Linked DNA regions of Homo sapiens: region 1 is linked to region 2. Evidence: chromatin contacts called from ENCODE Hi-C or POLR2A ChIA-PET data. All regions are on one chromosome and are shown on one strand. Each heading gives the region's core, a stretch centred on a gene start or an enhancer-like site at or near the end of the contact. The rest is flanking DNA. Distances are from core to core; before and after follow the strand shown.

What was found. A loop is a pair of places that touch in the nucleus more often than their neighbours do. ChIA-PET counts read pairs that join two places held with the same protein, here RNA polymerase II (POLR2A). Pooled maps may share reads with other maps.
Region 1: a loop to region 2 is called in a pooled map, with 8 times the contacts of the local background. The contact joins the promoter of NDUFA6 here to the enhancer-like site in region 2. A Hi-C loop is called at or near these places in 8 of 50 pooled maps. POLR2A ChIA-PET finds 5 or more read pairs at or near these places in 4 of 52 experiments (activated CD4-positive, alpha-beta T cell, activated CD4-positive, alpha-beta memory T cell, activated T-cell and 1 more).

The regions. Positions count from the first base shown.
Region 1 is chr22:42,088,830-42,093,134 of GRCh38, reverse strand. It overlaps NDUFA6 (NADH:ubiquinone oxidoreductase subunit A6), which reads left to right and starts at 2,363. Exons shown (of 3, transcript NM_002490.6): 1 at 2,363-2,529. The coding sequence starts at 2,391. It overlaps NDUFA6-DT (NDUFA6 divergent transcript), which reads right to left and starts at 2,202. Exons shown (of 5, transcript NR_034118.2): 1 at 1,954-2,202; 2 at 1,535-1,838; 3 at 903-1,016.
Region 2 is chr22:41,855,328-41,859,896 of GRCh38, reverse strand. All of the region lies in intron 1 of SREBF2 (sterol regulatory element binding transcription factor 2), which reads right to left. Among named protein-coding and RNA genes, the nearest start is that of SREBF2-AS1, 23 kb to the right of the region's middle. Within about 2 kb of position 2,141, at least 9 of the 41 ENCODE cell types and tissues checked have a DNase peak (open chromatin) inside an H3K27ac peak, as active enhancers do.

The sequences.
Region 1 (4,305 bases), core at 1,114-3,613, 230 kb before region 2:
AAGCTGCTGTACCATTTTGCGTTCCTACCAGTAAGGAGAGTTCCTGTTGCTTCACATCCTCACCAGCATTTGGTGTTGTCTCCCTTGCCCATTTCTAAACTTGGCTATTTGTCTTTTCATTACTGAGTTGTAAGAATTTTATGTATCCTAGATACAAGTCCCTTATGGAACATGTGATTTGCAAAAATTTTCTCCCAGTTTGTGGGTTGTTTAGAGGTCTTTTTTTTCTTTTCCTTTTGAGACAGGGTCTCACTCTGTCGCCCAGACTGGAGTCCAGCGGCGCAATCTTGGCTCACCGCAACCTCCACCTCGCGGGCTCAAGCGATCCTCCTGCCTCAGCCTCCCGAGTAGCTGAGATTACAGGTGCCCACCACCATGCCGGCTAATTTTTGTATTTTTAGTAGAGACGGGGGTTTCACCATGTTGGCCAGGCTGGTCTCGAACTCCTGACATCAGGTGATACACCTGCCTTGGCCTCCCAAAGTGTTGGGATTACAGGAGTGAGCCACTGCGCCCCATTTTTTTTTTGAATGTTGAACACAATGAATTTATCATGATAGTGGGTACTTCTGAAGGAGGCAGGGGTATACACAAGGTTAGAATCATACAGGTAGATATCATGGTATAGGTGCTGCGAGAGTCAGAAAACTGACTCTGGCACCAGCTGCCTGGGCTTCAACCCCAATGCTGTAAAGTAACTTAGTCTCTTTGTGCCTCAGTTTTCTCATCTATAAAATGAGTATATCAGCCGGGGGCAGTGGCTCACACCTGTAATCCCAGCACTTTGGGAGGCTGAGGTGGGTGGATCACCTGAAGTCAGGAGTTTGAGACCAGCCTGGCCAACATAGCAAAACCCCGTCTCTACTAAAATACAAGCATTAGCCATGCATGGTGGTGCGCACCTGTAATCCCAGCGATTCGGAAAGCTGAGGCAGGAGAATGGCTTGAACATGAGAGGCGGAGGTTGCAGTGAGCCGAGATTGCACCATTGCAGTCCAGCCTAGGTGAGTCTCACTCTGTCTCAAAAAAAAAAAAAAAAAAGGGTATATCAACACAATCTCACTGGTGTGTTGTGAAGCCTAGCCAAGTTAATGTACCTAGAGAACTAGAGAACAGTGGCTACTAAGGACATCTAAGGACACTTTATACAAACCTTAACTGTGTTACAACTTCTTAAGTCAGTACTGAGGTTCAAAAGCTTCCATTTTATTATTATGCTTTATAATTTATATATGTTACGTGCTTTCTTTTGTATAGCTCACTTGAATATATATATACATTTTAGAAGATAATAAGGAAGAAAAAAAGTATATCTGGTTTTTTAACCCTTCGAAATGGGAAAGTTTGGAGTAGATGCTCAGCCCCGGCCCCTGGCCCTTCCCCAATACTCACAGGCTCCTGTCAACTACACCTTCAGAAAAAGACGGAGCCTCTTAGGCAGCAGTCAGGCAGGTGGGGGCGATCTGTCAGGTGACCTAGACTCTGGGCCATCTCAGTTTCCTCACCTGTAAAATGGGGATGCTGAGGTACCTACCTGACCTATGAGAGCGGAGAACACTGAGATATCTTGCCCATGGCCTGCCCTGTGGTTAGCTGTCGTTTTTTCCTTGACACTTGTAGGCTCCTCTTCATGTTTACATAACCTCAGTGGGAAAACGCCAGCGAAGAGAGACACTCAGAATGGACGATCTAAAGTTCCTTCCAGCTTCCAAATTCTGGGCTGGTTTTCAGAGATCCAGGGCTCGGGATGCGAATGTCCCTGTCTACGATGGGGCTGCCGTTACAGCCTTCCTCCCGGGGCTCTGGAGACGCGCCAGCTCTTTGACACCTCTCCTGCGCTAAGGAAGAGTTGGTTTACAGAAAAGTAAGTATATCCTGGCCCTGCAGAAAGCCGCCAGGCGGCAGGACAAGCCCCACCGCAGCCCAGGCGCCATTATCTGCCTCAGCAGTTACCTCGGGGTCCCGCCACGAGGAGGTTCTTCAAGGCCTGCGCGCCCACGGACACTACCAAGGAGCGCGGCGGGCAGCCGGATAGCAGGACGCTGAGGGAAACCCCGCAGTCGCTCGGCGTCCCCGGCGCCAGCTCACGACCCAGCGACCTCCTGCGGCCCGAGCGTCCCCTGGCGGCAACGCCGGCTCGTTAGAGCGAGCGACAGATGGTGTAGTCCAAAGGCCAAGCGGCGTTTCTGTAGATGAGCATGCGCAGCACCCACCGTTCGCTCAGCCAGAGAGAGGCTTCCCAGCCAATCCGAGAGCCTCAGAGTCATCCTCCCGCCCACCCAGCATACAGGCGGGGCGTTCCTCCTTAGCCAATGGGAAAAGACATTCGCCCGCGGTCCGCACGCGCTGCTTGCAAAGGGGTGGGGTTGTGGAGTGGATGCTTTGGCAAGATGGCGGGGAGCGGCGTCCGCCAAGCTACTTCTACCGCCAGCACCTTCGTGAAGCCCATTTTCAGTCGGGACATGAACGAGGCCAAGCGGAGGGTGCGCGAGCTCTACCGCGCCTGGTATCGGGAGGTGCCGAACACTGGTGAGAGGTAGCGGCTTACGTGGGGACCCGGAGGCCGCCGCTCAAGGTCGTAGCCGGCCCGGCCGGGGTTTCTCATGGGCCCAGCTGAGGTCACCAACTTGGGCAGAGGCGACTGCGGGTGCTTCAGGGGAAGAGGGTCACCCGAGCCTACCATGGGCCGGACCTGGCGGCGGCGCGGTGGTCAGACCGGCCGTGCCTAGCATTCGTACGTGCTATCGGAGCTTTGGTCTCTTTTGTCCTTCGCAATTGGCGGGAGGACGATGACTGTCAGTGACACACTCACTTTGTGGGTGAGGCAGCGGAGGCACCGAGAGGTGAAGTGATGTGCCCAGGGCCCAGGCCGAGCCACTGTTGTACCCAGAACCCAAAGTCTAGAGTTGCAGAGTGTAATTATAGATGCCCGTTGGATTTTTTTGTTTGTGACAGAGTCTCGCTGTGTCGCTCAGGCTGGAGTGCAGTGGTGCGATCTCGGCTCACTGCAAGCTCCGCCTCCCGGATTCACGTCATTCTCCTGCCTCAGCCTCAGCCTCCCGAATAGCTGGGATTACAGGCGCCCGCCACCACGCCGGCCATTTTTTTTTGTATTTTTAGTAGAGACGGGATTTCACCGTGTTAGCCAGAATGGTCTCGATCTCCTGACCTCGTGATCCGCCCGTCTCGGCCTCCCAAAGTGCGAGAAAGAGGTGTTTTTGAGTGAGCTGGAGCACGGTGCCACTCCTCAGGGCTGTCGAGTCCCTGCTTGTGTGTGTGAAAAGGCGGTAGAATGTGGTGGTTAGGAGCACGGACTTTTCTTCAGGCGCTGCCCTCAACTAGCTGTGTGACCTTGGGCCAGTTATTTCATCTATTCCTCAGTTTCTTCATCTTTAAAATGGGAATAATAATTCCTTCTTCAGAAGGTTACTGTATTAAGTTAAAATATCTAGAGTGCTTAGAACAGGACTTGATGCATATTTAACTCATTAAATATTAGCTGCTGCCGTTGTTTTTGTTGTTATTTTTGTTATTTATAGGGCTTTCCTTAGCAGCAGCTTCCAAGCAGAACCCGGTTCTTTGACATATGAGAACTGTGTCTGCTCCACAGAGTCCCTGTCTTCAAGCTGACTTTTGGAAAAATTGCTACTGACCAGAACTTAAACCCACGCGATACTAGAGAAGGAGAAACTTGAGTGATCTGCTGGTTCAGGGACTGCAAATTCAGATGCCTTCAGGGGCAGGCAGATAAAAGATGTGTGTGGGGAGTGACTGTAGCAGTGTGTGTGTGTGTGTGTGTGTGTGTGTTTCGGGGTGGTGCATTCAAATTCAGCAGTTTGAAAACATAATGTTTGCCTGGCAGAATACTTCTAGGAGTACCCAGAACCCTCTCTGGTTGCAGGAGGAAGGTGCTGGGGGAAGGAGGACCACATTCAAAAAGGGTGGCTTGTGAAGGGTAAATCAGTGGCCAAGTAGAAGACAGAACCCAGGTATCCTGACTCTGAGGATCCAGCTCTTTCTAAACCGACCCCTCCCAAGACCTTCCCTCAAATTCTGTTTTGGGAAGAAAGTCCCAAAGTCAGAAGGGTCTTGAGAGGAGGAAAAGAAGGCAGAGGGCTACAGGAGCCTAGAAAGCAAGGGAAGAGGAGAGAAAAGAAGGGGTCAAGGAGTATGCATCCCTATGGGGAAGATCAGTGATCTGTAGCTGGCCAGTTACTCAAACCTGTGCCACACGGGTTTTATGGTATCCATCATCAGGACTCCAGCTGAGGAATCAAATCAAGGAAGGGGAATAAGTAATAGTGT
Region 2 (4,569 bases), core at 892-3,391:
GAGGCGGAGCTTGCACCGAGATTGCGCCACTGCACTCCAGCCTGGGTGACAGAGCGAGACTCCGTCTCAAAAAAAAAAAAAAAAAAAAAAAAAAAAAGAATCACCATATCCTAGCCTTGGAACCTGGGGCAAGTTTTACCTCTTTCAGCTGCAGTTTTTCTCAACTGTACATTGTGGCTAACAATTACAGCTAACTCACGGATTGATGAGATAACTCATGTGGAATCTATGGCACCATGCCTGGCACTTAGTATTAGCTAGTACACATTATTCATAGTGGGTTTTTTTTTTTTGACACTTTTGCTTTAACTCTTACTTTGAAAATGTGAATTTGTTCAAATGCATCAGATACATCCAGAAACAATCTGAGCATAATATAAATTTTGCATTTGCTTATGCATGAGAAAAACACTAGGAAGTGCAGAAAACCATATTCGGCTGAAATGAGCCATGCAGGAATGCACAAAATGTGCACACACATACACAGGCACCTTAAACATCTACCAGCTTCATCAGGTCACTGCATGTGTTATGAATCACATTCATCACATTGATGTCAGAACTTTCCATTGGACTTCAGACAGCCCTCCTTCCACCACTTCCTGATAACTCCCAAGCTGTAACCTAATGACACTTACTTCCCACAAGCAAACCTCAGGTGTTTTTCAAGCCAAAGTGCCTTTTCATTGTGGTATTTATATATTTCTTAGTTTTTCTGGTCTATAAAACTGTGTGACTGTTTTATTAGGTCCCCCCACTTTTTTTTTTTTTTTTGAGACGGAGTCTTGCTCTGTCGCCCAGGCTGGAGTGCAGTGGCGGGATCTCGGCTCACTGCAACCTCCACCTCCTGGGTTCAAGCACTTCTCCTGCCTCAGCCTCCTGAGTAGCTGGGATTACAGGCGCCCGCCACCACGCCCAGTAGAGACGGGGTTTCACCATGTTGGTCAGGCTGGTCTCGAACCCCTGACCTCGTGATCCACCCGCCTCAGCCTTCCAAAGTGCTGGGATTACAGGTGTGAGCCACTGTGCCCGGCAGGTCCCTATCTTTTTTAAAAAATAAATCTTTTCCTTTTTTTGGTCACCTATGAGATTTTTTATTGTTGTGATCCTTAACCCTCCATTTCACAGTAAGTTCTGGGTTTCTGTTTTAGAGACAGGGTCTTACTCTGTCACCCAGGCTGGAGTGCAGTGATGTGATCATAGCTCACTGTGGCCTCTACCTCCTGGGCTTAAGGGATCCTCCACTGCAGCCTCTTGGGTAGCTGGGAGTACAGGCACACACCACCATGTCCAGATAATTTTTATTTTTTATTTGTAAGAGAGACTGGGTCTTGCTTTGTTGCCCAGGCTGGTCTTGAACTCCCTGCCTCATGCGATCCTCCCACCTTAGCCTCCTGATTACAAGCATGAGCCAACATGCCCACTCCGTGTTTTTTACTGCATGATTTCGCATGGCATGATTTTTAGAAATGCACATGATGAACTATAGCAGAACTGACTATACACCATTTTTACATTGTATAGTGAAATTACATGGCTTCTGTGTAACGCTTAAGAAAAACCCTCATCCTCAAGATCAGAGGAATAGTCACCTAAACTTTCTTCATTTGTACTTTTCGTTCATTTTATCTTTCATATTAGAGCTGCCCAACAAGTACAAGAACATGGAAATAATAATGGTGTGTGATGTGTGTAGGCCACTGAAAATGAGATGGACCACACCAGTGAGGGAGGTAAATGCAAAATCTAATTCCCAACAAGTATCCTGATTGAATGTACAGAACTGTTTCATCATAATGATCCTATCTCCCCACCCACAATGTTTTTTTCTAATAATTATTTAAAAAACCAAATGTAGACTAGTAACAAACCTGAAGATCAATATGAGATAACCATTTCTCCATTCTACTATTTGTGATCATCACTGCTTTCTCCAGGACCTAAAACATCAGTTACCCACACTCTAGTCACCCAGAGGAGCAGCTGAGGAACTGGGCTCTTTCAACCACATCCTTCAACTGAGAAGCCCTAAAATGCAAGCAATAATATAGGGAACAAAGGGAAGGTTTTAACAGGCAAACCGCTATCTAAAAATCACTCCACTCAAACACCAGGGGGCACATCAGAGCACAGGGACGGTATCATGTCCTTCAAGGGGTTTCTGGGTCACCTTCCTGCGAAGAGTCTGGAGGAGGTGTTGAATGACACAGGATGGCAAGCTGGTGACTCAAGCATCCTATATTTTAAGCAACAGATGAGTGAACTCTTTTACTGGCAAAGAAACCACAAAGAAAAATTGGGTGGAGAGGTGCGGATTCTCAAATGCTTGTTTTGTAATACACACAAAGGTGTCATATATTCCTTTGCATATACCGAATATTACATAATAAAATAAAACAATTCAGAATGAGAAGAAAAAGGAATCATGAAGGAAACCCAAAGGAATTCTCAAATGGTCTTCTGGTCTTCTCTGTCTAGTGCTCTCTCTCCCCGCCTCTCATGGCAGCCCTGGAGGGACTCAGCTCTGCAGGAAAAAGCAGTGGAAGTCCAGGCTTTTCTGGCCCACTATAGCAGGGGACCTGAGCCAGCTCTCATAGTTTGAACAGGAGAGGGATCTGCAGCTCCACTTTCCATTGCTCTTTCTTTTTCCTCCTGCCTTAAGTTCACTCAAGTCTCCTTCCTTAGCATCATGGATTTACCTCTTCACTCCCGTCCACACTCTGCCTTAATTTCAACCATAGCCTCCTACCCAGTGACGAACATCTTCTTTGAGTATCTTGTTCATCCAACAGCCTTTTAAATCAAATCAAATTCTTTTTTTTTTTTTTTTGAGACAGAGTCTTGCTCTGTTGCCCAGGCTGGAGTGCAGTGGCATGATCTCAGCTCACTGCAACTTCTGTCTCCCAGGTTCAAGCAACTCTCCTGTCTCAGCCTCCCATGTAGCCGGGATTACAGCCGCCTGCCACCACGCCCAGCTAATTTTTGTATTTTTAGTAGAGACTTCGTGTTGGCCAGGCTGGTCTTGAACTCCTGACCTTAGGTGATCCACCTGCCTCAGCCTCCCAAAGTGCTGGGATTATAGGCATAAGCCACCGTGCCCGGCCCTTAATCAAATCAAATTCTTTAACACAAGCTTCCAAGCTTCCTATGAACTGCTCCCTTCTGTTCCAAAGGTTTTCACTTCCCACCCACTTTAGTTCATCATCCACCCTGGAAAAGTACTCACTCCCTCTTCTGCACATGCCTTTGAGGGGTGGGGTAGGGCAATCTTTCTTTGAATGTAAGTGCCATGTCTTCTCTTTTCTACTTGTGACCACCCTCTTCCTTTCTCCAAACTCTGAATTTCACAATTCTACTTCAAAACTATTTAAAATTACTTTTACCAGGGACTCTTTTCCACCTCAGATGATCTAGTCATCTTTTAGTTCTTGAACTCAATTGTGATTTATTTTGTTAAAGAAAATTATTGGCCAGGTGTGGTGGCACATGCCTGTAATCCCAGCACTTTGAGAGGCTGAGGTGGCCAGATCGCTCAAGTTCAGGAGTTTGAGACCAGCTTGGGCAACATAGCGAGACTCCATCTCTACAAAAAATACAAACTTTAGCAGGGGGCATGGTGGCACGCACCTGTAGGCCCAGCTACTCGGCAGGCTGAGGTGGGAGGATTGCTTAAGCCTGGGAGGTGAAGGTTGCAGTGAGCAGAGTTTGTGCCACTGTACTCCAACCTGGGTGACAGACCAAGACCATGTCTCAAGAAAACAGGAAAGAAAAATTAACTAAAACTTGGAAATAAGACCAAAAAAAAACGTTATATGCCTCTTTAAAGTTATACTAAAATTCCAGTTACTCAGGAGGCTAAGGCAGGAGGATCACTTAAGGCCAGGAGTTTGAGGCTGCAGTGAGGCATGATCATGCTACTGCATTCCAGCCTGGACAAAATAGTGAGACCCCATCTCTCTAAAAAATAAAAAAACTTGGTCAGGCCTCGTGGCACATGCCTGTAGTCCCAGCTACTTGGGAGGCTGAGGTGGGAGGATCACTTGAGGCCAGAGTTCAAGGCTGCAGTGAGCCACGACTGTACCACTGTACTCAAGCCTGGAACAACAGAGCAAGACCCCTGACTCAAAAAAAAAAAAAAAAAGTTATACTACAGCACTGTCTAAGCTGCCTGCCTAAAAGTTATCTGATGCTCTATGGAACCATCACCTTGTTTGACTTTCTATTTACTACCGATTAAGGCTCCCATTCTGTAAAGTTAGATGTTAGCCTGCAGAAAATTGTTAAGTTAAAATCATTTCTGTCTGGTAGAAAAGAAAACCTTTAAGCTTTTGTTTTCATTGCACTGTAGGACATTAACTAGTTTTGCGTTTTTTTTGAGCCAGAGTCTCGCTCTGTCACCCAGGCTGGAGTGCAGTGGCACAATCTTGGCTCACTGCAACCTCCACTTCCCAGTTTCAATTCTCCCGCCTCAGTCTCCCAAGTAGCTGGGACTACAGGTGCCCGCCACCACACCCAGCTAATTTTTGTATTTTTAGTAGACGAAGTTTAATTTAACCATGTTGGCTAGGC